7 separate regions of the Homo sapiens genome follow, and all the other regions are linked to region 1. The links are chromatin loops, found by intact Hi-C in ENCODE. Cell type or tissue: PC-3. All regions are shown on one strand.

What was found. A loop is a pair of places that touch in the nucleus more often than their neighbours do. Peaks named below come from ENCODE experiments on the same cell type or tissue, not always from the same donor. Only the 100,000 strongest peaks of a DNase experiment are listed, where the experiment ranks them.
Region 2: it touches region 1 in a loop (12-fold over the local background); 25 of 110 quality-filtered maps call a loop at or near these places.
Region 3: it touches region 1 in a loop (14-fold over the local background); 8 of 110 quality-filtered maps call a loop at or near these places.
Region 4: it touches region 1 in a loop (14-fold over the local background); 53 of 110 quality-filtered maps call a loop at or near these places.
Region 5: it touches region 1 in a loop (7-fold over the local background); 5 of 110 quality-filtered maps call a loop at or near these places.
Region 6: it touches region 1 in a loop (7-fold over the local background); 13 of 110 quality-filtered maps call a loop at or near these places.
Region 7: it touches region 1 in a loop (4-fold over the local background); 10 of 110 quality-filtered maps call a loop at or near these places.

Annotation. Positions count from the first base shown.
Region 1 is chr6:113,992,579-113,996,578 of GRCh38, reverse strand. HDAC2-AS2 (HDAC2 and HS3ST5 antisense RNA 2) reads right to left here. Exons shown (of 10, transcript NR_125845.1): 3 at 3,092-3,236; 4 at 519-979. Among named protein-coding and RNA genes, the nearest start is that of HDAC2, 23 kb to the right of the region's middle. RefSeq lists an enhancer at 1-271 and a silencer at 540-834. In PC-3, a CTCF peak has its summit at 1,549 (motif pointing left); DNase peaks (open chromatin) are centred at 708 and 1,538; H3K4me3 peaks cover 346 bases; H3K27ac peaks cover 1,517 bases.
Region 2 is chr6:114,302,505-114,306,504 of GRCh38, reverse strand. The region is part of intron 1 of HS3ST5 (heparan sulfate-glucosamine 3-sulfotransferase 5); the gene reads left to right. All of the region lies in intron 9 of HDAC2-AS2 (HDAC2 and HS3ST5 antisense RNA 2), which reads right to left. Among named protein-coding and RNA genes, the nearest start is that of HS3ST5, 39 kb to the left of the region's middle. In PC-3, a CTCF peak has its summit at 1,995 (motif pointing right); no DNase peak of the experiment used is centred here.
Region 3 is chr6:114,338,004-114,342,003 of GRCh38, reverse strand. The region is part of intron 1 of HS3ST5 (heparan sulfate-glucosamine 3-sulfotransferase 5); the gene reads left to right. HDAC2-AS2 (HDAC2 and HS3ST5 antisense RNA 2) reads right to left here. Exons shown (of 10, transcript NR_125845.1): 10 at 1,275-1,482. Among named protein-coding and RNA genes, the nearest start is that of HS3ST5, 3.0 kb to the left of the region's middle. In PC-3, no CTCF peak of the experiment used is centred here; a DNase peak (open chromatin) is centred at 2,093; H3K4me3 peaks cover 2,815 bases; H3K27ac peaks cover 1,712 bases.
Region 4 is chr6:114,106,709-114,110,708 of GRCh38, reverse strand. All of the region lies in intron 3 of HS3ST5 (heparan sulfate-glucosamine 3-sulfotransferase 5), which reads left to right. All of the region lies in intron 5 of HDAC2-AS2 (HDAC2 and HS3ST5 antisense RNA 2), which reads right to left. Among named protein-coding and RNA genes, the nearest start is that of HDAC2, 140 kb to the right of the region's middle. In PC-3, a CTCF peak has its summit at 2,136 (motif pointing right); a DNase peak (open chromatin) is centred at 2,168.
Region 5 is chr6:114,746,489-114,750,488 of GRCh38, reverse strand. No RefSeq gene overlaps it. Among named protein-coding and RNA genes, the nearest start is that of LNCPOIR, 200 kb to the right of the region's middle. In PC-3, CTCF peaks have their summits at 2,187 and 2,389 (motif pointing left); no DNase peak of the experiment used is centred here.
Region 6 is chr6:115,894,952-115,898,951 of GRCh38, reverse strand. No RefSeq gene overlaps it. Among named protein-coding and RNA genes, the nearest start is that of FRK, 160 kb to the left of the region's middle. In PC-3, CTCF peaks have their summits at 2,004 and 2,204 (motif pointing right); no DNase peak of the experiment used is centred here.
Region 7 is chr6:114,085,754-114,089,753 of GRCh38, reverse strand. All of the region lies in intron 3 of HS3ST5 (heparan sulfate-glucosamine 3-sulfotransferase 5), which reads left to right. It overlaps HDAC2-AS2 (HDAC2 and HS3ST5 antisense RNA 2), which reads right to left. Exons shown (of 10, transcript NR_125845.1): 5 at 735-817. Among named protein-coding and RNA genes, the nearest start is that of HDAC2, 120 kb to the right of the region's middle. In PC-3, no CTCF peak of the experiment used is centred here; no DNase peak of the experiment used is centred here.

The DNA.
Region 1 (4,000 bases):
GAAAGCTCTTCTGGCACAGGACTTAGCTGCTGCTGACCTCCTTTATGTTATCAGTGGACAAAAAGGCTGGTTAAAACCTGCTTTGATGCCAGGCGTGGTGACTTACACCTATAATCCCAGCACTTGGGAGGCTGAGGCAGGCAGATCACTTGAGGTCAGGAGTTTGAGGCCAGCTTGGCCAACATGGTGAAACCCCATCTCTACTAAACATACAAAAATTAGCCAGGCATGGTGGTGGGTGCCTGTAATCCCAGCTACTCAGGAGGCTGAGAGAGGAGAATTGCTTGAACCTGGGAGGCGGAAGTTGCAGTGAGCCAAGATGGCTCCACTGCACTCCATCCTGGGTGACACAGCAAGACTCCATCTCAAAAAAACAAAAAACAAAAAAACAAAAAAAATACCACCAAAAAAACAAAACCAAAACCAAAAACCAAAAACAAACAAAAAAACCTGATTTCATATAGTTTCCTGGTGATTTTTTGTTTTGTTTACCGCTGAGATTTAAAATGGTTGCTTACCTTAAGAGAAAGAGAGTATGCTTGTAAAATTTAAGTGCAGGACCAAAGCATGGAGCAGGACCAAGGGAGCAGAGGGTGAGCACGCAGGAGACCACAGCTACTCTCTGCCGTGTTATAGGAGAGGGTAGAGCCAGCTGGCAGACAGCAGGCTGGAAGCCAGCAGTTAGAAGCAGCAGCTGTGGGTGACCTCAGCTGGGAGAAATGAGAAGGATCCCTTGAGTGGAGAGATGTGACGACAATGCTCATAAAACCATTGTTGCTTTTACTGAAAGAGCAGAGGTCAGATGTCTTCAGACATTAGAGGACAGACAAGTCAGGTGAGCTGCTTAAAAATTCAAATTCCTTGTCCTACTTGAGTCTTGGGGCTCGAAAATCTTTATGTTAAACCATCAACACAGATGACTCTGATCCAGCTCTTCCAGGAACCACACTTTAAAAATCCCTGGACTAAGATGCAGCATCTGTGAAAATAAAACACAAAGATTTATGACAATTTTGCAGGTGATAGGGCTACATATTTCTACTTAGGGATATGCCTTTGTTTAACCCTTTTTAAAAGTCTCACCTACTCATGATATTAAATTACTTCAGGGTTATTTAATTAAGTAAGACACTTCCATTTTCCGATATTCTGACTTCTTGTCAGACAGTGTGTCCCCATTTGGAGTGTTCTAAATATAATCCTCATTTTAGAAGAAATTATGCTCTTTGCTGTTACAGCAGTTGTTTATATTTGTTGCTATTTCATTCTTTAAAAATAAAACCATATGGAGATACATGCACAATTCCTGCTTCTCTCAGTTACCTACCCAGAAATAAAATAATTCTAGCTATAATTGAGTCTAAGCTATGCCAAGCCTGTCTGGTATCCACTGTTTGAAATGTCTGCACAGAGCCTTGAAGGAATTCATTGTTCTTCAAAGTGCCAGCTGTACATACTGCCATTTCCTGCATGGCTTCTGCCACTCAGGAATGCTGCACCCTGGTGGTTCTTTAGTGGTGTCTTTTTTCTCCATTGCTTCATTGTGGGACCCACAGTGTCTGTCTGAAGATACTGCACCACAGCTCAAGAGCACCATCTTGGGATGCACATTTTTGCAACAGATAGAGGATTTGAGTGGCATAGAATTCCATAACTGCTAGAGGCAAGTGCAGTAAACCTAGAACAAAAAAATTAAAAGAAAGAAAGAAAAGGGGCAATGGGGCAGTTACTTTAACCATGTGCATTAGCTTGGCAATACCTCTTAGATTTTTTCTTGGTAGGAGATGCAGACTTTATCCAAGAAAGACAGTGCTACTGCCTTCCACAAAATTTATATTTTGCTATTTTTGTCTGCAGGTCAAGGTCACAGTCAGCTTTGAAAGAATCAGCTATAAATCTAATAAGGGCAAAGAAACTTAGAGGGCTTTATGGAAAAGTAAGTTCTTTTCAGATAGCCTGCAAAAATGTGCTGGCCTTAAATCACCCCATTGTAATATTTGAGATATGCAAGAAAATCATTGAACTTTGGGACCATTTTCAGAAAAACAAAAATATAAAAGTACTTTTATTTTCAAATCTCTAAAGTGAATCATCAGTAAATTATCACATAATCTAAAGGTTTGACAAACTGGGTCATTGCACCTTGGATATATGTGTTAGAAATTCTGTGATGGAGTCTCATTTGGCCTTTGGTGTTTCCAGGCTAGGGTTTTCAGCACTGATGTCTTATGCTGGATCTCCCTCAGCTGCCCACACACCCCATGGAAATGGGACAGATGATGCAGTTGGTGGATGGGGGAAAGAAAAGTGAGACTAATAAGAGGGACCAGACTGGGAAAGAATTCATGTTTTTCCTCATGGTAATTAGAGAGCTTGATGTATACGCAAATTCATATACATTTCTTTAGGTTGCCATAGACACTGATGCCAATATTCCCTTTCATCCTCAAATTCTCTCCCTGAGCATAGGCAGGCTCTATAACAATGTCAATGCCAATCTGTGTGTGGAACACCAACTAGGAAAAAAAGTTGGATGGCATTAATTTCACATGTGAAGTGGTCTGAACAATGCAACTAGGAGTTAAGAAAATGCCAATAACAGCCAGGCGCAGTGGCTCACACCCAGTAGTTTGGGAGGCCAAGATGGATGGATTGCCTGACGTCAGCAGTTAGAGACCAGCCTGGCCAACATGGTGAAACCCCATCTCTACTACAAATACAAAAATTAGCCAGCTGTGGCACACACCTGTAATCCCAGCTACTTGGGAGGCTGAGGCAAGAGAATCGCTTGAGCCTGGGAGGCTGAAGTTGCAGTGAGCCAAGATCGTGCCACTGCACTCCAGCATGGGCGACAGAGCAAGACACCATCTCAAAAAAAAAAAAGAAAATGCCAGTACCATCTCTCAGCCTCCATGGTGTCTAGGCTGTTGTGGAAGAATGAGCAGCCTCTCTTCCAGAAGCTTGAGGGGAACTGAACTCCTGGGGGACAGGCAGGAGATTAAATTTAAGGCAAGAAGTTTGAGGATGTAAGGAAATTAATTAGATATCAGTTAGGGTAATGCTAGACAAATGCTAACGAATAAGCCCTCACATTTCAGTGGTTGTCGTCACCCCCAGGTTAAGAGTCCATTGCAGGTGTTCTTCGTTGGCTGCAGCTTTTCTCCATGGAATAGTTCAGACATCCAAGCTCCTTCCATCTTGTGGCTCTGTCTTCCCCTAAAGCTACAGACTCCTTCCTATTCAGATAGGGGAAGAGAGTAGAGAAAACAATCATGCTTTTAAAAAACCCCATCTGGGAGGTGACATAAATCTCTTTCTCATTTCATTGATGAAAACTAGTCACATGGCATAATCTGGATGCAGGAAGGGCTGGAAGATGCGGTTCCTGGCTGGGCAGCCAAATTCAACTGACATCTCTACACTGTGAAAGGGGATGCTGAATTTTAGGGGACAGCTAGCCATCTCTGCCATGTAAAGTTTTGATAAGGCATAATGGACAAGACTAAGAAGGAAACCAGCAGAAGAAACGGAACATTACGGGAACTGGACAAGACAGTTAACTAAAAGGAATTGCATTTGTCTGGTATCCTGGCGTAACAAAGATGAGATGGATGACTGAATTAATTATCTTTGAAATTTGGGGGTAAGGTAGTCTAAGAATTCAGGCATGATGAGATTAGGAGGCTTTGCTCAGTGCTCAAATCGGATATAATCAAGAACCAGGCCAAGCATGGTGACTCACGCCTGTAATCCCAGCACTTTGGGAGCCTGAGGTGGGTGGATCACCTGAGGGCAGGAGTTCGAGACCAGCCTGGCCAACATGGCAAAACCCCATCCCTACTAAAAACACAAAAATTAGCTGGGCGTGGCGGTGTGTACCTGTAGTCCTAGCTACTCAGGAGGCTGAGGTACGAGAATCCCTTGAATCCAGGAGGCGGAGGTTGCAGTGAGCCTAGATCACGCCACTGCACTCCAGCCTGGGTGACAGAGCAAGACACTG
Region 2 (4,000 bases), 310 kb before region 1:
ACAATGTTTTAGTAATGTTATAATTCAAAATTGGCTCTGAGATATATTCTAGGTCAAAATTATATACTATTTGTAATCCAGTGAAAAAATTATTTGCTTATAGATTATATATATGTAATAATTTATATGTAAATGATTTTACTAAGAGATAAAGGATGAGAAGACCAAAGATGTCCCCTAAGGATGCTGTAGGAATGAAGAATATATATTTTATATATATATATATGTGTGTGTGTGTGTGTGTGTGTATATATATATATATATATGTATATTTCATTTACAGAAGCTTTGCCTTAAATAGTCCCTGAATAAATGAGAAAAAAAACTAAACTGAAATTTGGACCCTTATGAGAATAGAAGGATATGTTGAACATTTTTTAATAGTCATAATTATTTAAAAAATTACATTCAGGCAAAGACTCCCAGAATTTAAAGCACTTTCTTAGAGGCAGAATGCAATGGTAATTGTACAGGAATGCGACTTTGGACTTTCTGAACTTAAGTGTTTATGTCTGTTAATTCAAGATGCCAACCAGTTGGTCTCTCAGTTCAACATTATGTAGTCCAGTGTATTATGTCAATCCTGCTTCTCAAATTGTGGTCCATGGACCCCTGAAATCTTCTAGTCACTGTCAAGAGAGTCCCATAATAATATTAAGGTGCTCTTTGTCTGTTTCATTGTGTTGAGATTTGTATTGATGGTGCAAAAATCAGTGGTGAGTAAGATGCTGGTGCCTTAGCATGAATCAAATCTAAGTGGCACTAGACTGATTGTATTATTTACTGCCACATATTCACGTGAAGAGAAGGAGAAGAGACAGGAGAAGGAGAAGGCAACTTTTCTTAAGAGTGTCCTTGATGAAGCAGTAAAAATCTCAACTTTTGAGCATGGTCTTTTTAATAATCTGTGTGATGAAATGAAAAGTACACATAAGATACTTTTACTGCATACCCAAGCACAAGGGCAGTCTTGAGGAAAAGTTCATGTGGGTCCTTTGAGTTGCTAGCTGAACTAGCCACTTTTTCATGGAACATCATGTTTACTTGAAAGAACAACTGTCAAGCTGCTATTATTCATAGTTGGGTATTTCACATGCATTTTCTGAAAAATAACATAGTGAGTCTGTCACTTCAAAAGAACAACTGACAATATTTGTTTTCAAATTTGAACTTTTACTTGAAAGCTTGAATTTTAGAATTAGAAAAAAGTATTAGAAAATTGTATATGCCACTCTGAGTATGACTGCTTCTGAATATGTAAAGACTTTCCTGATGAGGTGGGTGGTGATATTAATGAATATGATTTTTAAATAATGACATATGTCAACATTTAGGAGAACTGCAGAACTCAGTGCAATATTTTCAAAATGACCAGTACATGATGGTAAAATTTATGCTTAGTAAGAGATCCATTCAAAGTGAAAGATAGGCCAGTGAATTTTAATGTAATAGAGTACATTGATATGGTTTCAGATTTCACATTGCAACTAATCTTTAAGAAATGATTACTTGTCAAGTTTTGGTGTAGTATTAAAGAAAAATACCCACAGCTATTTTAAAAAGCTATTCAATTACTCCTTTCTTTTTCAACTCTATGTCTATGTGAGAGCTAACTTTTAAAAATATACATCAACCAAAACATCTTGCAAAAGATTGACTACTGAAGCATTTATGAAAATCCAGCTGTCATTTATTATGTCAGACACTAGAACTTTTCAAACATATAAAACAATCTATCTCTTCTTGCAGTTTTTGTTTGCTTGGAAAGGACAGTTATTTTTCATAACAATGTTATGTGTTAACATGGAATGAGTTCATTTTTGCTATTTTTAAATGAATGATTTTTTAAAAATCTGTTTTAATTTCTAATATGGTTAATAGTAATAAATAAAACCTACATGAAACAAAAGCTTCTAAGACCAAAAAGTTTGAGAATCGCTGATATAATCAGGGTGGTTTGGAAGCAGCTATTCAAATCCAAAATAAAGCTTCTTTTGCCACTAGAGGGAGCTTCCATTTTACATAAATGTATTGTATAGAGGCATTAAAAATTTATATGAAAAATAAATGTGAGAGTTCTAGAATCACAGCACTTACTATGCAGCACAAAGCTTTGTGAGAACACTACTGCTTTATTTCTGTGGTAGCCCTTTAAACAAAATGGAAGGATTTTTTTCCTACATTCATAATTGTGTTTGTGCCTAGTATGCTTGAGAAAATGATGTCAACATTAGATATTTAAGAAAACATCACAAATTCTTAATATATGATACCATATAGAAAGAATTCATTATCTTTTTCATCTTTCTAACTGCTTCCTTATAAGTAGCAGGTGTTGATGTAGTTCTTTCTTTTCTGACTGACCTTTGAGTAATTGCTAATTGAGTGTAGGTCAGTCAGAAATACTTCTGACATCTTGTATTTCTCCCAGAGACATTTGTATCAGTTACAGAGAAATGACTGTGCATATGGAAGCAATGGGGAAGTCCTGAATGATTTAGTTCTCTTCTCTGAGGTCCACATGGAATCACACCACTACTGCAGCCAGTCATTACTGTGGTTTTATAAACTCTCCCTCAGTGACATGCATTTTTTAAATAATAAAATTTATCTTTCTTTGTCTTCCTGAAGGCTTGATATGGAAAATCACATTCTGATTTATGGGCACAGGCTCAATAGATAAAGCTGCTAGATTAATTTTGTAGATATTTTAGAAATAATTGCATGCATTATATTTCATAAATAATCTTAAGTAGACAGTGTTATAGTAGAATTTAAGTTAAGCACATCCAAATTTGCAGCACCAATGTTGGTCCAAATTCTTTAGGATGTTTGTCTTCTTAGTATGATGTAATGTGCCCTGATAAGTACCAACGTGAGAAAACCCCTGTAAGAAAAATCATTTTCCTTGAGTACTTTCTTCTTCCTGCAGAGCCTTTTCTTATATTCTCTTAAACTAGTGGTTCTTAACATATTGAAGTAAAAAAAAATTGTTTTTAAATCAGGTGGAAGCCATAGTCACTCTGCCCAGAAAAAAAAAAATGCAAACACAGTATGATATATTTTGCTTACAAATTTTCAGGTTTTTGGACCTCCTAAGTCCATGAGAGTTCTAGGTTAAGAATCCAGACTTTAAATCAATAGGAAACCAGTGAAGCTAAAATGTGGCAGGTTTCTTTTGAGGTGGGGGTGGGGGGACTGAGGAAGGAGAGTATAAATATCTGGGACAAACATGCGTTAATCACCTTATTTATTTGAAATCACAAAAAAATCTTTGGGAATCCTGAAATACTTTTAGTAAAGGCTCCAAAATCCATTTCTACTAAAATATTATATATATAAAAGCTAGAGCTGAAAGCTTAGGTAGAGTTGAGGCCGGACTTGGTGAAACCTGGTTACACCCCAGTGCAGAAATCCATCCAACCTGCCAGTCTCCGTCATGGATTTTAAAAAGTGATGTATTTAGAAAAGCAGTATTCAGTCCATCTTAGTTTAAACAAATTAAACTTTTTTGAGTTTCCAGGAGCCAAATTAGTCTCAAGAATTCATTAAGAATAACTACACAAGTTTAAGTTATATAAAAGAAGCTAAGAGCATTTTAAATGTGGGCAAACAACTCACAATAGTAACATTAAAGTTGTTCATCCATATTCAGTTTGTAACATTTTCACTCTTAATTGAGAAAGGATTGTCATAATATATTTCAACTATGAATAATGAAGACATAAAATGATTTTACTAAGAGATAAAGGATTGGAGGACCAAAGATGTCCCGTAAGGATGCTATAGGAATGAAGACGAGAAAGGAGAGTAGAAAGACAGTCCTTTGCTCACAAATTCTTGGCAAATGTTGACAGTTGAAGCTTACCCAGAAAATGAAATAATTTTTTCTTTCTTTCAAAATAATTGTACCCCGCATCTCTGCTCCCTAAAATGTTTGTGAAGAATTTTCATTATTACACATTGCTCTCCAGATGTCCTTCTTTTAATCTCACATTTA
Region 3 (4,000 bases), 350 kb before region 1:
GTTAAACTAGTGCGAGATGAGAAACGGCGGGGGCAATTCCTGGGGTAAAATTAGACAGAAGGTGTCAGTCAGCCTGCCTGTCTGTTTCTCTCTCAGTCTCTCCCAGAGCGCTGGGTAGCGCTCTCTTTGAGGGAGAAAGGGAACACGCGTTTACTGCGCTCGCCAGAGTTTAGGGGTTCGCGTTCGGTCACTTCTGGGGTGGCTGTGGAGCTGTTTGGAGCGCGAGGGCAGCTTTGGGACAGTGGGGGCCTGCGAGGCCCCAGCAGAGGACAGGCAGAGGGCAGGCAAAGAACAGGCAAAGGCTAAGTTAACATGTGGGTGGGGTTTTCTCTTCCCAGCTGGCCCCCCCCACACCCCTCACAGCCCCACTTTATGCATCTCTTCCCACCCAACACACACGCGCGCGCGCGCGCGGGATGGATGCAGTCGAAGGGTGGTCATACTGTTACTACAAACAAGTCTGAGAGGTCGCTGTCGCTACTCACTGGAGCGCTGAGACTCCTGCTCCTGTTACTTGGGCGACCACCTTGGTTTAGGGCAACCTGCAAGGAGCGTCCAGCTTAAGGTGGATGTCTTTACCTGGAGGTTCCAAGCGCCCAGCAAACAAACAACTCCGGAGTCACTTCACCTTGGTGGGTTTCCTCTACTCTTCCGCTTCCCTACTTCAGTGCTTCAGGGCACCCACCCAAGGGAGCTGATGCTCACATTCGTGGTCTACCCTGTCTTCACCCGGTGGGACTCACTCTCTCTCTCTCTCTCTCTCTCTCTCTCTCTCTCTCTCCCCCTCTCTCCCTATTCCCTCTCCCTCTCCCTCTCCCTCTCCCTCTCCCTCCCTCCCTCCCCTCTCTCCCCCTCTCCTCTCTGTCTCCGAATACGAATACCAGTTTCTTCTTAGAAAACACTGGGGAGAGATTTAATATTTGCAAAGTGCTTTATGTCATATTACTTCGTGGATACATTTAATAGCACTGTAACTCTTCTCTGATTTATGTAAACTTGGTCTGATAAATAGCATGCAGGGTCGGGTTGGGTGGGGGCGAAAGTGGGTGGGTGGGCCTTCTTTCTGTGCTAATGCTCCTTTCTAAACTGATTTGCTAGAAGTAATAAACAGCTGGTGCTTCTCAAAGGTTTTACTTAGTAGTTTCTACATATTTCAGAGCTTTAGACAAATTACACATTATAATTTATTTCAAATATATTAAGGTCTTTTCAAGAAAAAGTTGAAGATAATAAAAGGGGATTACAAATATGAATATCAAAAATGATTATTTTTTAAAAAAGGTTTTATTGCTATCAATTATGTTGCAATAGATTTTTGTTGTTGTCATTGTTACCTTGGGGTTTCCTCCTAGTGAAGTTTTTAAAGAAATGAAAACAATACTACTTACCTTCCTCTCTCTGTTTGGTCATTGCTCAAAGTAACTGCATGAGCATCAGGGCAGGCTTCTTAACTTCAGGAATATGAAGTTATTCACCAGTGAACTGATGGAGACACAAGAAGATATTACAAGACACATAGCAATGGGAAGGAAACTGTTGCTTAAATTTAACCGCCTCCAGTGTTTTAACAGTGAAAAAGAAAACTGCTTTGGCCTCTCCCAAGCTACTCTGGCCTTTTAGAAACACTCTTTTTTCAATTAATAAAACATATAGAAACATCATTACTTGAGAAAAATATTTTCAAATAGGTATGTAAGCAAATTACATGGGAAATTATGAGCACAATATTCAATGGAGTATTACAGCAAGTACTGGGATCCTGGTTTCTAGGTTGAGCCAGAGCTCATGCTTAAATTTTAACATTTGAAGTTGCTCCCTTTGACATCTTTGTGAGGAGGTGTTGCCCAGTGTTTTCATTATGCTTTTATCATTGTCCTCACCATTTTTGCCGGCATACACAGATGTTTTTGAATGAATAACCTTCTTACTCACTGAATTTTCACTCATTCAAAAAGTATTTATTGAGCACATGAACACACACAATATGCAAAGTTGAGCTGGGTTGTTATTTTAAACAAAAAGGGAGGATTTCTGGTAGAAGCAGGAAGCTTACTCCTACACAGTGTAAATAGAACTGTAGAGCAGTGGCTTACTTAGGGAAGCAGCATCTTGCCCAGAGTAGGTGGTCAACAAAGAGCTGTTGACTCAGAAATCACATAAGATATTAACCAGCCAACTTTGTTTCCCTCCTAAATTCTACAATTATCCTTATCCCACCATGTCGTTAAGATGTGACTCAACTTCAGAGAATTGATGTTGACTCTAATCTCCTTGCTCTTTGTCTGAATACTTTAGAGTAATATAACTATCTGTGCACTGTATGATTTCTAGCTCTGGCTTTCTGTGTGTGATTTCTATGGAGTAATGCCAGCTCTGAATTTGTCATTAGTATTCATTTATGAGTAAATGCAAATATTCTTGTTGCACTGAAAAAGTGAATTCGCATTCATAGAACACAAGAAATATTTTGCTCCTAAATCTTACCGTCTCTTTATTTTTACAATCTCAGAAACAGTAACGTTTTTTAAAAAAGCAATTATATATAAATGAACAAGTTAACAAAAGTAGTTATTTAGGATTTTTTAGAAAAGGGGAAATGTCTTATGGAAATTTTAGTTGAAGTGAATTTTATTTGATGCTCTTGACATGTCTAGCAGGATGGTCTATTTATTGTAGGCACCCTCATTTCATGAATAAAATAATTCTCAAGGTAACTTCCTAGTAAAAGGGGCTAGTGGAGGAGAGAATGCTTACTAAAAATGATTCCAATTTGGGAATAGAGTATGAGCAGTAACACTAGAGTTGTGTTTGAACATTGAAATTATGTGAATATTTCTATATTTCATTGGTTTTTATATGGATGAATTTTTTGGATTTCTAAATACTTTATCCCAATATTTTCATATTCTGAGATGATTGCAATTAAGTGAAGACTTATTATTTGGTAATGGAATAATAGTTTATTTTAAGTACAGGTGAATAGCTTAAAAGAGAGAACAAGTCAAGTTAAGGAAATTGTTTAAGCCATAGATTTCAAATCATTTAAATCCTTTCCATTTTTTGGTGAGGGGAGCTCAAAACAAAAATACCTAGTTAAACTTTTCATTATAAATTAAACTGTTACCATTCAGAAAAATCCTGTATTTTAGGCTTTCTGTGAATTCAACATTAATTGTTTCAAGTTAGCAAAAATGTAACCTTTTGTATATATTTTCTGGTATCTAATTTAATTGTTGACAAATTTTGCTGCCTCTGGAATCAATGTTTGTTTCTGAGTTTTAATGTTATCTTAACCTTTAAGCAGAAGTGCAATTAAAGCAAGATATTAGTAACTTCATTTAAAAGTCACCAATCTAAGTAAAAAACATTTCATAGTAGCTAACCCTTATCAAAAGTAGAGTAAAAGATTACATATGGAAATTCATATAATGTAGATAGGATAAATGAACCTCTCTAAATCTCATATGGAAGTTCCATTATGGTGTCTTACTATTAATTGGCATTGGTCCAGTAGATTATTTTTCTTCTTCTTGAAGTTTTATGAAGGAAAGCTATGTCCATATTAAGAAATGGTTGAAGAGTTTATTTGACTTTAGACCACTTTGCCTAACTTGACTCTGCATGGGGGAGGTAAATTTTATTTATATTTATTTACATATACATATATTTATGTATATGTATGTATATATATACACAATGTGTATGTATATATACATTGTACATATGTAAATAGTATATATTTATGTTTCTGTTTATGTATATATCTGTTTTTTAATAACCTTGTACAACAGGAATAGAATCCCTTTGTGCCATACATGGTTTGTGAAGTCAGCATCACTTTGAGAATGATACTCATAAATGCTCTACTAGTTTGATATTGAAAATATGGAGTATGATACTTTTTTTAAATAATTTATTTAAGAAACACTTGCAATAAATTTTATTATGTGCCTGACAATGTCCAAAGAGCTCTACTCATATTAACTCATTTAATTCTGGT
Region 4 (4,000 bases), 110 kb before region 1:
TTACTCTCTTATATCCACTCTCCCCAAACCCTTCTTTCAACTTTTCAATTTTCTAAATATCCTATAAAGCCTAGCTCTTCCACAGAAAGTCCTTTGACTGTAAGACCCAAACACTATTCATTTCTGATTTCTTTTGGCCTTGGGTTTAGTACCACCATTCCAAAGCAAATGGCCTCTACTGGCTAGTTTTCACATTTAACAATTTGAGGTTTGTAAGGACAAAACTGAATTCTTACATGGCTCTTCTCATCCCTACAGAACCAGCCTGGTCCTGGGCACAGAGTCATGCTCAAAAGCATGTTTCATTGATTGATTTAATGGATAATTAATGCATGTCTCAACTCACCACCCAACCTCCAGCACACTCTAGCTGCCTTTTAATAAACATCTAGTATGAAATTCATTTTGTGATGGCAGTGGTGACAGTGGCAGGGAAATAAAATAATGTATAGACTCTAGGCCACAGTTACATATTTCATCAACAACAACAATTTTAATTACTTTTTGACAGATTAATTTGAAGTAGGCTAAGGGAAAATCAAACCAATTCTCTAATAAGCCCTCATCTATCAAAAAGTCATCCCAAGAGGTGAATATTTTGTATGTAAATGTGTGTATATGTAAATGGCATCACTGTAGTCCATCGTTTCTGGGTCCCTGCCCTTGAGGAGCTTACAGTAATTCTGGTTTGAAGAATGACATGGCATGTTGAGAGAGAAATCATTATATTATGTCCATTTGACCATTATATAAGTCCAGCTAAGTTGGGATTTTTGTTTATGTTTTCTGCAGTTTCTCCTAAAAGGTAAGCACCATGAAGGCAAAGACTATGTCTGCACTGTCCCTTGTTGTAGCCTTCATAGCTAACACAATGCTTGCATATAGTAGGCAATAAATAAATATTAAATTAAGGCAGAATTGCTATTTGACATAAAGAAGACTGGGGAGTGAGAAAGGGAAGGCAGTCAGTACGCTCTAAGACTGCAAAGGTAGCACACACTGTGGTAACATGGTGTATTATCTACACCTCTCATGAACAGCAGCCATGGACCAGGTCCTCCCAGAAAGGAGAGCGATGAGGGTCCAGGGATATCCATTACCCAGGAAGCAAGACATGGCCAGAGAGGAAGGGAAGGAGTGCTGTGCTGCAGCCAGACAGCTGGAGCTCATGAACACCAAGTATCTGTTAAGACTGGCCCCGGGGAAGTCCAGCCTTGGCTCCAGAGCTACTGGATTTTGGCAAGGAAGGTTTTTAAATTCTTGGTCCCACTGAACAGGCAGATGGAGGTGAGCTTCCCCAGCCAAACTGGGCTCCTGAGCTGTGGATCTGAAGGTAGAGCCCCTAGGGGATTTCACCCTGAGGAAGAGTCCTCAATGGTCAGCAATTTTGCTCTTGGTATGAAAAAATAATACATAAATGCATATATATATATATACACACACACATATAGATACAAACACCTTCCGCTTAAACCTTTAATCAGTGCAAGGGTTGCTTCTGTTAGGAGAGTAGTGGAAGACTTTCAGATACATTTTTTTTTTTCTTGAGACAGGGTTTCACTTTGTCACCCAGGCTGGAGTGCAGTGGCACAAACACAGGTCACTGCAGCCTTGACCTCCCAGGCTTAAGCAGTCCTCCTGGCTCAGCCTCCTGAGTAGCTTGGACTACAAGCGCCTGCCACCACATCTGGCTAACTTTTGTATTTTTGGTAGAGATGGGGTTTTGCCATGTTGCCCAGGCTGGTCTCCAACTCCTGAGCTCAAGCCATCCACCAGCCTCAGTCTCCCAAAGTGCTGAGATTACAGGAGTGAGCCACTGTGCTTGACCAGTTACATTTTTAACAGCTTTATTAAGGTAGACTTGACATATAATAAATGGCACATATTTTAATTGTACAATTTGATAAGTTTTGACATATGTATATACCTGTCACTACAGTCAAGATAATGAACATATCCATCACCCTTTCCCCCTAAAATGTCCTTATGCCTCTTTGTTATCTATTTGTGCCAGTTAATGTTTTATTACTTCTCAGCTCCAAATGCATTTTTTGCCTGCTCCATGAAAATGGACCTAGGTCCTTTAAATATTTTCCCTTTGGAGCTGTCAGCATGTTGAGCTTTGTCGGTAGAGGGCGCCGGAGAGATATTACCAGAGGAAAGGGTTTCCCTTCTGGGTTCCAGTGTGTGCACTGGACAGGCTCTTCTAGGGGCCGGCATCACCAGGTGGCCACAAGCTCCCTGCAATACGTCCTCGGGCATTTTCATAGGTGAGTGCCTCTGATGAGACACGTTCTATGAACAGCTCCTCTGGCACCCTAGAAAGTGGATTTCAAGCAACTTACACCAGTGCTGCAGCCAGTTCCTTTGCTGTCTAGTTCTGTATTTCAACCTTATTGAGGCGGTGGCAGAGGGGCGAGGAGTGGGACTTTTTCTCGGGTGCTCTGCCTCAGCATTCAAAAGCGTAGCTGCTCCTTATAGCTGCTATTCCTGTAGAGTTCTCTTTACCCCTGGTTGCTCCAATCCCTTGTTATAGTTAGTAATTCTTTATATTTTCTCTGTTTTAATTACTGTACAGATTCCCTCTCTTGACTGGACCCAGACTGTATCTACCTTCTCATATATCTATATTTACATGCACACACGCACACACATCTGTTTATATCTGTATACCTATATCTGCCTTCCCATGTGAATTTCCCTATGAATTTTAGAACTCCTATCAATTTCTACCCAAAAAAGCCTACTGGAATATTGAGTAGAATTACACTGAATCTATAAATTAATATAAGGAGAAATGACAGCTTGGCAATATTGTGTTTTCTAACCCATAAACAAGTTATACTGCTCCATTTATACATGCATCTTTAATTTCTCTCGATAATGCTTTTTAATTATCAGTGTACAGGTTTTGCATATTCTTTGTCAAATTTATTTCCTAAATACTTCACACATTTATGTTACTGCAATGACATTGAAATTCATATTGATCACTGCTAGTATATAGAAATACAGCTGAGTTTATATGCTCAACTTGTATTCTGCAACCTCACTAACTTATTCTAGTAGCATTTTTATAAATTCCATCAGTCTTTCTATGTAATCATGTCATCTGCAAACAAAGACAGTTTTACCACTCCCTATCCAATCTGTCTTTTCTTTTTCTTGCCCATCGCACTGGCTGGAACTTTCAAAACAATGTTGAGTAGAAGTGGTAAGAACAGACGTTGTCTTCTTCCTGATTTTAGGAGGAAAGCATTAAGTCTTATTAAGTATGATGTTAGCTGCAGGTTTTTTGGTGATGATCTCTATCAGATCAAGGAAATTCCCTTCAATTTCTCATTTGCTGAGAGTTTTCATCAGAAATGGACGTTGGATTTTCTCAGATGCTTTTTTAGCATCTACTAAGGTGATCATATGGTTTTTCTTTTTTAGTCTGTTACTCTGATAAGTTACACTATTTGATTTTCAAATGTAAAACCATCCTTGGGATAAACTCCACTTGTTCATGATGAATTATTTTTTAAATGTTTTTCTATTTTTCTTCTCAAAAAGTTAGAATATAAAACTTTTGGGAAGGGGAAAAAACAGCGAGGAAAATATGCTGATGCCTTCTTAATCTCTTACTCAATTTTAGTAAGTAATTTGAGCTTTGGGGAAGAATAGAATCTATGTTTGCTTCCCATTACTTCTCAGTATCATTTCCAACCCAAGTCTTTTTGTTCAGTTTCTGAGATGGGCTTAATGAATTTTTTTAAATATACCATTTGTTGGTCTTCTAATTTTAGCATCAGAAACAAAGTCTGAGATGTGATAAAATACATAACAATCTTATAGAACTTATATCTTACCTGGTAACTTTTCTCCAATAGAACTAATATTCAGGTAGTTTTTCCTTGTTAATTATTTTCTAGGAATAGATGATTGTATGTGTTCTCAGAACCTTGTCTTGATTTTCAACTTTTATACATTGTACCTTGCATTTCATAATTACCTTGAA
Region 5 (4,000 bases), 750 kb before region 1:
GCACAGGACTCAAAGCCATTATAGCTCTTCAAATCTTTACTGTTCTTCAAGAAGTATGAAACCAAAAAACATTAATCTAAGGTACATGTATTTAATTTATTTTCTAACTAGCAAAATGATGAGTATTAGAATGTTGGCTTTGAGTATCTGTATAGTCCACATTTTCATCATTGATCAATGAACAATACTGATAAAATTCTTATTTCCCAGAGAAAATACACAACCAATATCCTTGATTGGAAAGAATAAATCTAAATAAAGTCACTGTGGTCTACCATAATTTTCAACCCTCTTGGATACAGTTTTCTCATTAAAAACAAAACATCCCAAAACATGCAACAAAAGTTTAACATTTAAGAAATAATTTTGCTTAGCTGTGAAATAATCACAGTTCTAGCTTTCCCCTTTTCTTGATGTCTCCTCCTTTTCAACTTCTGTAGCCAGCTTCTTACTTATTCTAAATATTTAATAGTCAAGTTTCTCAACATTGGGTAATAGGCCCTCTTCTCACTCTACATTCTATCCTTGATTAGTCTTGTCATTGTCAACTCTCTTGCCTTTAATGACCATTTCATGGCCAATAACTCCCATGTATGCAGTCCAATTACATTGCCTATTTCTTGCATATGCATGTATATAAGAGCAGAGGCCATAATATATGAGTAACTTGGCATCTTGGATGTCAATGTGGATGACTTACAACTATTACAAACTTTTCAACATTCACATATTTAGAAACATGAATTGTTAATCTTTTTCTGCAAAACTTGCTTTTTCCCAGTCTTTGTTTTAACCAAAAAGGGCATGTCTTAGCCTTGTCATTTCCCTCTCCATCATTCTATAGATTCATCAACAAGTCCTCTTGACTCTACTTCGTGTGTGTGTGTGTGTGTGTGTGTGTGTGTGTGTGTGTGTGTGTTATTTTCTTCTCTAGTGTCACCACCACAATTTCATCCACCATTATCTCTTACCAGGATGGCCACAAAGGCCTTCTAATAAGTTTACCTGTATCCCTTCTATTTCCACTCTAATTTTTTTCACACATATGCCAATATAACCTTCTCAAAACATAATGTAGATCATGTCACTTTCCAGTACAAAACTCTTCCAAGCCCCATTACATTCTGATTAATATCTAAAATTTTAAATGTGTATCTTATAAGGCTCCTATAGAATTGTAAGTTGCCTTAGTTCTCCTGCTTTCACCTACCCTGACCTGCATCCCTTTGATCACTCAACTCCAGACTCAATAGGAATCTCTCAGTTCCTCAAATATGTCAAGATCTCCTGTCTGTACAGTTCCCAAAGATACAGTTCTAACTGGACTATTCTTTCTTCTTCCCAGTTTCCCTTCTCATGATTCACTTAGATAATTCTTAGTATCCACCACATTAAAACTTCCTCTGAGAAGACTTCCCTAAATACTTAACCAAAGTTATAATTCCATCATACTTTCCCATTGCAAACAGTGCTTTCTCATAACACTTTATGTTATGTAATCCTATATTAGAATAATTATGTGTTGAATGCTCTCCTTTCTTCTTAGACATGGGATAATGTGGTCATATTTGTTTTGTTTAGAATTGTTTACCCAGATGTAATCAATAAATAGATCATGTTAAATAAAATATGGGTTTTATTCTGTTTGATATCAATGTAAAATATTCATAATGACACTGACACAAGTTGTTTCCTTCAAAAGGTTTTCTTTTCAAGTTATATAGCTTAACATGACTTGTGAATTTGTAAACAGTTGCTAAACTTCTTTATGAATAATCTTTCTTACATCACAAAGGATTTCTCAAATAATTTCCGTCATGGGATTTAAAAGTACTTGCTCACAGCTTGCTTAGAAGACACTCTATTTGTTTCCTTTAGTAAGTTAGTTTCCCTTAATTCAGATGTAAAATATTTGAAGACTGTGTCTTAAAAAATGTATGAATTAACCCTCCCACATGTAAAATATATTGCATATACTGCCTGTCAAGCAGGCAGACCCTCTCAACTTCCAGATTTTTTCTATCCATAATTACATGAACCTGATATGTATTACGTCATTAAATTTGTAAGGTCATTTGCATTTTACAAAGTGCTGTCAGCACGTAGGTCATAACGGCTGTAGAAGATAGGATACTTCACTGGGAAAAACACATTACAAAGAAAACATAACTGTGGTAGTGTCACAGCAACTCACTCCAGAAACTAAAGTGAAGCAATGTTATTTTAATAAGATACTAGAGAGTTAGCAGTTCATGTGACTTTGAGTCATCTTGTTTTTCTTTTATTCTTACCAATTGTGCTATCATTTTGTTCTTAAAAGCCGGATTTTCTATTAAAATTCTGAAACTGTACATCACTTCCTTTGTCCAGTAACTTGCTCCCCCTGGTGGTGGTCTTGCCAAGCTCAAACAGTCATCAGATATAGATATTTAATTTTATGATTCGGATTTTTCTTTTTCTTAATTTGAAGACTGACATCTCGATACCATATTTCTAGGGGGATATAAATTGTCATGAGTTGTCACTGAACTTATGGTTAAAAAGTACTGTCCATTGATTTGGAGAGATCATCCCAGTGATATCTCTATTTCAAAAAATTCATTATTATATTTTCTAAATCAAACCATTTTATATGCTAATATAAGGGTTACTATTAAGAAGCACAGTGACAGATAATAATTGAGTGTTCTGCTTTTTGTAAAGTAAAAGCAAGTTTCTTGGGAAAGTAAAGGAATAAAAGAATGGCTACTCCATAGTCAGAGCAGCCAATAATTAAATGTTTATCATAAAAGTCTGAGAAAATGGACTAATATTCAAGAATGTGGCTGTGGGGAGGCCAAAATGTCCTGTTTGGGAAAAATCTTGCATCTTGACAGCAACATTGTTTCCCATTTTACTGACTATTACTATAACTTAAGGAGTTCCTTTTGAAATCACTGAGTGCTTCTGGCATAAAAGAGATACAGGTTGAAAAAGAATTAGATTAAGGGAAATAGCACTTACTTGAACCTAGTCATCTGAAGTAAGGTGGAATATTAAAAATAAATGGCCACATCTCTGAAGATCATTAAAAATAAATGATCTTTTCTAATTTGACATCAAGTAAATACTTCATATATTTAATGCTGGCAGTATACAAGCTTAATTCTAAGTCAAATGCTAAAATCATATATTTGTGTCAGAACATCATACTGGCATCCAACTTAAGAAGACTTTAGTGAAATGCTCTCAGAGCAAAGGGGAGGGAAGCTGTCTTCAGCTGAATGTATATATGCTCCCAATGCGTACTTGAAATGTTTTACTTGGGACTCTTCATACTGAAGAAGGCATTCAGAAGGAAATCTACAATATATTTTCCTCAGATGTCCTATCATGAGGACTTTGCATTTTTTAAGCCTTTCTATCTGTCAGAGCCCAGTGAAAAGATGGATTCACTCCAGTAAGTTTTAAAAAAGTGACTGGCTTTTAAGACTAATGAATAAAAAGAGAAAATGGAAAGAGAACTGGGAACAAGGGAGAGAGTTGAACATTTACATCAGAAATAAAAAGACTTTCAGAATGTTTTTGGCTTAAAAATATTGTTTACATAATAAATGCTTAATAAGATTTGGAATGGTTTGGAATCTAAGGAGTTAGGAGATTTTAGGGACATTTCACTCAACCATTCAGCACAGATTTATAATAATGCTACTGGATTTATCCCATCGACATTAACTATTTATGGTCTAGCAGGTACCGTAACTATGCCCAAACAGTAACTAGTAATTGCAGTGCATTAAAAACACTCTGGAGAAATCATCTATGACATTCTCTTGTAAGATCAGGGCATCTGTGAAGGTCTTCTTTACTGATTTTGAGATATTGGAGATTCAGGAAGGGAGTTAAACCTTTTCCACTTATGGGACCCCTAATCTTAACAGAGAGCCAGCAAGTCCCTGCAAAGCACTCTGTTCCATTTGCCATGAGACTTCGTTGCACATAATTCTCTTCAGCCAATTAA
Region 6 (4,000 bases), 1.9 Mb before region 1:
AAGCTATAAGAGAAGCATGGAACAGATTCTCCCTGAAAGCTTCAAGTAGAACCCAATCCTGTTGACATCATGATTTAAGACTTCTAGCCCTAGAAGTGTGAGAGAATACATTTCTGTTATTTCATGCCACCCAGCATGTGGTACTTTGTTCTGGCAGCCCTAGGAAACAAATACCAATACAAAAAATAATCAACCACAGAAAGTACATCTTTCTCTTCTAGTGGGAATTTCTTTTCTTCCAGGTTACACGTTTTCCCTGTGGATACTGATAGACTCCTAAAAGACAACAACTGAACAATATATGTATATTCCTTAAAAAAATTTTTTTGAAGGCAAACATTTTCAAGTATAAAGTCACATCAAATTTCATGGTTCTGAGTCTAACTGGAATACATTTTTATTTAGTAATGGCAAAGAAAGATTTCTGGTTCAAGATCAAAGGATTTGAACAATTCCTATAGATTCTTGGGCTTCCAATGACATCTTCACAATAATATGCAGCAGATGTGCTGCTGTTATGAACCAATGTGTCATCATCCTATCTCCGAGAAAAAAAAAAAACAAAAAAAACACAGGACTGTGTTTGGGAAAGGGGGGATGGGCAAGGACTAGCAAGGAGACACACTCATTTTGAAAAGTTTCTGGGTGCCTGCACTAAACTAGCTTCACTCTCATTTTGTCACTAATAACTGGGAGAAAAACCCTTTCACTTTAATATTTGTTAAAGAAAAAACTACTAGATAAAACTCAAGATACCTATTAAAAAGGAGAAACTCATCAAACATTAAAAAAAATACCAATTGGGTACTATACACTTGGTGCTTTTGCATAAGTAAGTGATCTTGTAAATCCTTTAGTACACTCTGAGGTAAAACAATCACGGATTATTTCCCCTATATTTTTCAGCCAAGGAAACAGCATCAAGGATGATTTTTTTTTACTCCATCAACGCCACACAACTTGTCATTTGCAGAGTTATGATCCAAACCTCTAAATCAAGTCTTCTGACTCAAGAGGAATAACCAGTTGCCTCTCATGCTAAACTGCACTGCACTAACAGTGGGCAGAACTTCTGCCCACTAATCTGGAATATGAAATATATTATGAAACACATCCAGGTTAAAATAAAACTCAGTAAAAGGGATGCAAAAATTGTTTCCTTCTTGGGAACGAGAAAATTGATATTGAAGAGTCAAATCCGGTTTTGGTAATTCAGACATCTATTTGTATTAAGTTGACCAATTTACAAAAAAATAGTTTTGAAATCCTGAACCTATATTCACTAAGAAAAGTAGAAATGACGACAGACATTTAAAATGAACAGACATGCAGTGGGTTTTGATATTAATCTGCAGTTTTTACTTGGGAAGGGGCTGCCGATAATGCTTCATTCATGCTGATAGCTTTGTAGCTGGTCCTGTGGGATCCTGCACAGTGTGCCCCAGAGAAATCTCGTTCTGAGAGTGTGGTCTGCGCTGCTCCAGAACGCTTTGCTAAATATCTGCGTTAAGTTTTTCAATGGCCCAAACTATAGACAATTAAGTTCTGGGTCTTAACCCATTGACTCCCACAATGATGGCATAATATTGGACTTGCTCATGGATCATGTCGCAAATTGTGTAGGAACATGTTCACAAATGGCCTTCAATCCGCTATCTGAGATAGAACTATTTATAGACCCTTATTTCTTTTTAGCTTGTTGGTGTATTCTCTAATCTACCGACCAAAGAAAACTCATCTGGAATTTTTGCTGTAGCAAAGATGTATTGACAAAGGAAAGATATCTTCCTTTTATTCTTTCTCTTTCTTATGCAGCCTTTTTGATTTAGCGGTGTTTATAACAAACTTTTCCTTGCTTTTACTTTAAATGTGTCTCTGCAGGAGGGATACTTCTGGTCATGGCAGTCAAGTTGTATTGTCAAAACCATCTCTGGGGACTCTGAGTGGGTCGTTACAGCTGAGGAGGAGTCTTCTTTTGCCATTCTGAGGTCAGTTTGCTTTTGTATATTTTTTATGATTCTAAGTTCATCTTAGATACTCAATTTCTGCTTTTTAATTCAGTCTTCATTGAGAACATATTAACCATTAAGTTATGTTTTTCTTATGAAATGTGCAAATTCTCAAAATGCCATATATTATAATTGAGGATAAAGTGGAAACTAAGAGCAATTTTTTCCTCCTCAAAATTACAGCATGGAGACTACCCACTAGAGGGTGTCATTGAGCTATTATGGTATGAAATGACCTGCTCCCACAGAGGGTTTGTTTCCTGGCAATTTTGCATCTTGAGTGGATAATGTGGATTGTCTAGTGGGTAAGGGAGAAAGCAGTGATGCTTCACAGATTCCTAAGGTTCTATGTGTCCAAATGGATAAAAAGAAAGAAAGAATATGTATGTATATAAATTTGATAAACACAACATAAATCGTTGCTCACAAACAGGCACACATAAGTACACCTTAAAACAAAACTCCACAATGACCTAAAGATTACTGCCTTTAGCAGAAATATTATTTTTTTCCAGCATTCAATAAAGTGAAGACCTATAGTGCTGCTTTTGGTCACACAGATTAGTGTGTTTTTTTAACCGGAAGATTCATGGGACAAAACATTTCCCTTAGCTTTACTGGGTTTTACTTGCCATTACCCCTGAATATGAGATTGGGCTAAACATTCCAATCTAGATGAACCACAGTGTAAAATCAGATCAACACCCACAGGACTCCAAGATACCTACAAGCATTACCATTTGCTCTTTAAATGTTCACATTTAAGATGCTGGTTTGTTATTCTTTTGATCTTTGGGGGTTGTTAACTTTATAATATTTCAGCGTGTCAATACAATTTTGTAGTTGCTAGCCTGAGCCCTTTTAAATATTTTAGCATGCATCTTTTCATTAGGTTTTCAAATAAAATCAAATCAGTGGTGTCCTTCTTAATGTTGAAAGACTGTCATTAAAAAATAATCCAAGTTCTTTTACCTTTGTTTATAAAGGTTATTTTCAAATTCTTTATCAATTAAATTTTCTAATGTTCCATTTCCGTATTGTCCATTTCTTGGCTTGAGCTGTCATAGCAAATTAATTAATGGCACAGTCTTTCTGATTGGTTATTGTACATTTTATTTAAGAAACTCAGAAGTATTTAATTGGCCTGGAATGTGGCCATTTGAATCAAGCTGTTCAGGTGCATGCCTTTGCTTGTTCCTACTTTCACCATGAAGAGACATCTATTAAATACCAAGTTTGACCTTAGAGAAAATAGTGAAATTGATGTCCCTCAATTATCCCTTCAGTTAGTTTCAAGTGTTTAGAATTTTCCTATCTTCCCTGGCTTTCAAGGAACTCTCTTTTATAATTCCTTTCTCTTAAATCCTCTTAACTATTACCACTCACAGGTTAGTAATAGTTTTAATTAACTTCTTATTGAAGATTACTTAAAATAATGTTCTCTCTTGTCTATGGCTTTAGTTACCATATATATTCTGATTAGTCTTATATATACCAATTCAATATACCAGTTCAGTGATTCTCAAATATTTTTTTCTTAGTAACTCTTTACACTTCTAAAAACTATTGAGAACACATCAAGAGTTTTTAATTATGTGGTCATATCTATTGATACTTATTGCATTAAATATAGAAAGGTTCTAGAACATTTACTAATTAATTTAAAAGATCCACTACTTATCCATTAAAGTAATAGATCCATTACTTACCAATGTAAAAGTACTAATATTACCTACTAACATAAGTAATATGTTTTTAATGAAAAATAACTATGTTCCCAAACTAAAAAAATTAGTGACAAAAATGACACTGTTTTGCATTTTTGCAACTCTCTTATGCCTGGCTTTATAGAAGACAGGTAGATTCTCATCTGCCTCTGCATTCAATCTGTTGTGATATTCTGTTTTGGTTGAAGTATATAAAGACAATTTGGCCTCACACAGATATATAGTTGGTAAGAGAGGTGTATTAGTCTTTTCATGTGACTATGA
Region 7 (4,000 bases), 93 kb before region 1:
CTCAGCATAATGAATCTGTGCTCTTATCCAATACAATTAATAATGAGAAGCAATCAGAGAAGCAATCATAATATTTGAAAATAATATAGAAGACACATACAGCTCCAACATTTCTTAGCTATGTGACGTTTGATCAGTTTAAGTTAACTTCTTTGAGTCTTTGGCTCCACATTTCAAAGTGGAAGCGCTAATAAAAACTAATAAGTTTGCTTTGAAAATTTGATGATATAGAATACATAAGACAGGTGCTCTGTAAAATATCAAGCAACAAATAAATGTATGAAAGGGACCAGGACACGAAAGGATAGGGGATCAATGAAAATCCATCACTGATAATTAGGAAAATTATTGAAAACACATATATACTCTTTTCTGCACAGAAAAATGCCAGCAAGATCAGCACTGACCAACTTGGAGAGGGTCATTCAAAAAGGAAGGAAAGGTGTAATTAACTATTGTGAATCCACATATGCCTAGATGCCATTGCCAGAAAAACTGTTAAATGGCTAATTTAATGGTTGGCTGAAATTCTGTTTTAAATATAGCTCCCCATTGCTTCCCAACTGTCCTTCCCCTCTCTACATGGTAGAATGAAAATACTACTATTCTGAGAATCAGGGGCTATGTAGCCTAGTTTGAGTTCACCAGATGTGTTTACTTTGCACTGATCATTTATTCATTCATTCATTCAGCCAATGTTTACTGACCTCTTAAGTATCAGGTCCTGTACTTACCACAGGAGACAGAGCAGTATACTTCTCACGTGCCTTCCTATCTAGCAGGGGTCTCTTAACTTCTCCAGCCTCAGCTCCTTCATCTGTAAGAAGAGGGAAATGAGCGCAGTGCTCTCTGCAGTATCTTCCAGCCCTAATGTTCTTAGTGTTGATTCTCTCTGAAGATTTTTGTTCTTTATCCTTCTCTAAGGACCTACAAAATCTTGCTGAGTCTTTCCCTATTCATTAAATTATGAAATGTTGAGTCTGTATATATATTTACATACATGAATATGTATATATATACACACATATCTGTATATAGCCTATAACCTATTTTCTAAATAGAATTCTTCCCTTCAATTTATGTATTGCACATTTTTGAGAGTTATTGAGGGAAGTCACTGTGCTATTTGTGAAGGCATATGCAGATAGGTGTATCAAATAGTCCCTATCTTCTAAGTACTTATAACGTAATAGATGAGACAAGATAAATATACAATAAATACACATCAGAATCCTTCCTTTAGAAGAAATCCCTTTCCATTAGTGGGATCAGAGGAGGTTTCTTCCAGTCAGTGAAGCTAAAGTGAGCTTGGAGGAGAGGATAAGATATTGATAAGAAAAATTAAAAAAAAAAAAAAAGAGAAGATCATCCAGGAAATAGTATAGGCAGAAGAAAAGAATAAGAAAGCACAGAATCTCTGAAAAAATACTGGCCATGGTGGACATTTCATATGTGGGATGTGAGAGTTGAGACAAGTAGAGGAGATTACAGCCAGATGTGAATTACAGCACAAAATTCAGGTGCTGGGATTTTATGCTGTAGGCTAGCACATCCCAGTAGAGTATAATACAAGCCACAAATGCAAACCACGTAGGTAATTTACAATTTTAGAGGCCTCATTAGAAAAAGTAAAAAGAAACGGGAAATTAATTTCAGTGATAAATTTTCTTTACCCAATATAGGCATCACAACATAAAATCAATATATTTGACATTCTTTTTTTCATACTATGTCTTTGAAATCCAGTGGACATTTAACACTTTTGGTACATCTCAAGCTGTGCTCATGGCTAGGGGCTAGTGACTACCATATTAGACCATGCAGTTCTAGGCTATGGAAAGTTATTACGGGGTTTTAGAGGGAGAGTTGTTTAGTAAAAGCAACTTTTAGGCAGCTGAATGAGGCTTTTGTATGTAGATGTGTATCAGATTGTAAGGATGTTATAGCACAGGACAGAGAGATGAACCTGTTGAAATCATCTGGTTTTGAAGCATGGTGGTCGACTCACAGGTTATGAAAACTTGGGAGAAACATTGAGGCTACACAATCCAATTAAAGAGAAAGTAGTGAGCAATATGCTGACTCATACATTTAAAAAAATAGAACTATTCTTTTGCATAGAACTCTTTTTTGCACCTGATTATTTTGTTTATCTCACTGGGCCTGAGCCACATTAGGTTCACTCAATTCCACAAACAAGGATCAAACATCTAATAATGAACTGCACCAGGCTTTGGGGATTCATAGACGTACAGGCCATTGTTCTTAATGTCAGTAACTTAATGTCATGGCAATTACACAACAGAGGGCAAAAGCTATTTTGAAGCCTTTGGAAACACAAAATAGGAACTATCCAATTCTGCCTGGAAAAATCAAGAAATGGGGCAAGTGACACCTGAGCTGAATATTGAATGATAACTACAATTTCTACAGGTGGAAATGGAAGAACGGGCATCATGCAGGGAAGGAAGAACAATGCTGGAAATTTGGAAAGTACCTGGCATGTCTGGGCAACAATAAATATCTTCCAAATTTAGGGTCTGTGTGGACATTTATCAGAAATGAAGCCAGAAAGGCAATTAAGGGTGAATTGGAGGAAGAGGGAGGTCAACATGTAGCTAAATGCAAAGTGGCTCCACTTTGCCGCAGAGACCTAGAGCCTCATCAAGGAAAGAGGGCACTTCCAGAGCCCACAGGTGAGCACTGAAGAACATGGCTTTAACCTGAGAAAAGACAGAGAGGAGTCAGCTTCTGTGAGAGTTATGTGAAGACAATAGTTTACAGATTACAACCCAGAACACTGACTTGGTGTCAGATATAATGATCTGCCTTTTCACCGAAAAGTATTTGACATTTCACTAAATTGACCTTTGCTTGCCAATAGCAAACTCAATTGCATTATCTTCTCTGTTCAAAGTTTAATAGTATAGTCATAGGCACAATGTATCTCTTGAAGGTGAGCTTTTGTTGTTTGGCATTCTGTGTTCCCCGAACAAAAAGCTTCAAGAAAAAATCACTAGTTTTGTTTTTTCTTAAAGCTACAGGTGATAGGGAAATATGCCTGCATTAGTTTTCTATTGCTGCATAACAAATGCCCACCACCATGGAAACTTAACATCCATTTATTAGCAGATAGTTCTTTAGGTCAGAAATCCAGGTAGGCTCAACTGGATTCTCTGCTGAGCATCTCACAAGGCTGAAATCAAGCTGTCAGGTGGATTGTGCTCTCGTCTGGAGATGACTCTCGGGAAGAATCTGCTTCCAAGTTCATTCTTGTGGTTGGCAGAATCCAATTCCTTGTGGTTGTAGGAATGAGGTCCCGGTTTTCTTGCTGGCTATTGACTAGGGGTCACAGCTCCTAGAGGCTGCTTTCCAAATCCTTGCATCTTCAAACTAGCAACACTATGTTAATCCTTCTCTTGCTTGGAATCTAATCACTCCTTCTGCTACTTGCTAGAGAAAATACTCTGCTGTTAAAGGGCTTATCTGATTAAATTAGACCCACCTGAGTGATCTCCCTATCTTAAGTTCAGCTGATTAGTAACATTAATTACAATCTGCAAAATCTTTTGCCTTGTAAATGTACTGCAATAATAGTAGTAACACCAAGACAAAGGTTATGGGAGCCATGTACAATTCCACACTGCCTTTAATAGCATGTCAGAGTAACTTTCAAATAGAACCGTTTTTTTTCCTGTAAACTGAAAGAAGCATTTGTTGCTAAAAATGAAACAAAAACAAAATAAAATCTTTGAATGTCCATAAAAGAACAGATATAGAAGTTTTTCCTCTAAGTGGCTGATTAAATGGGGGGGGGGGCAATGAATTTATATGAATTTAAGAGAAAATGAATAAAATAAAAGCAATTTTTATTTCTGATAGTATGGTAGAATAGGTACCCTATATCATTTATATCACCCTCACTGTTGAAATAACTAAAATATATGATGAAATATTTAAAATATATGTCTAAATCTATAAATATAAAACTATATCTATG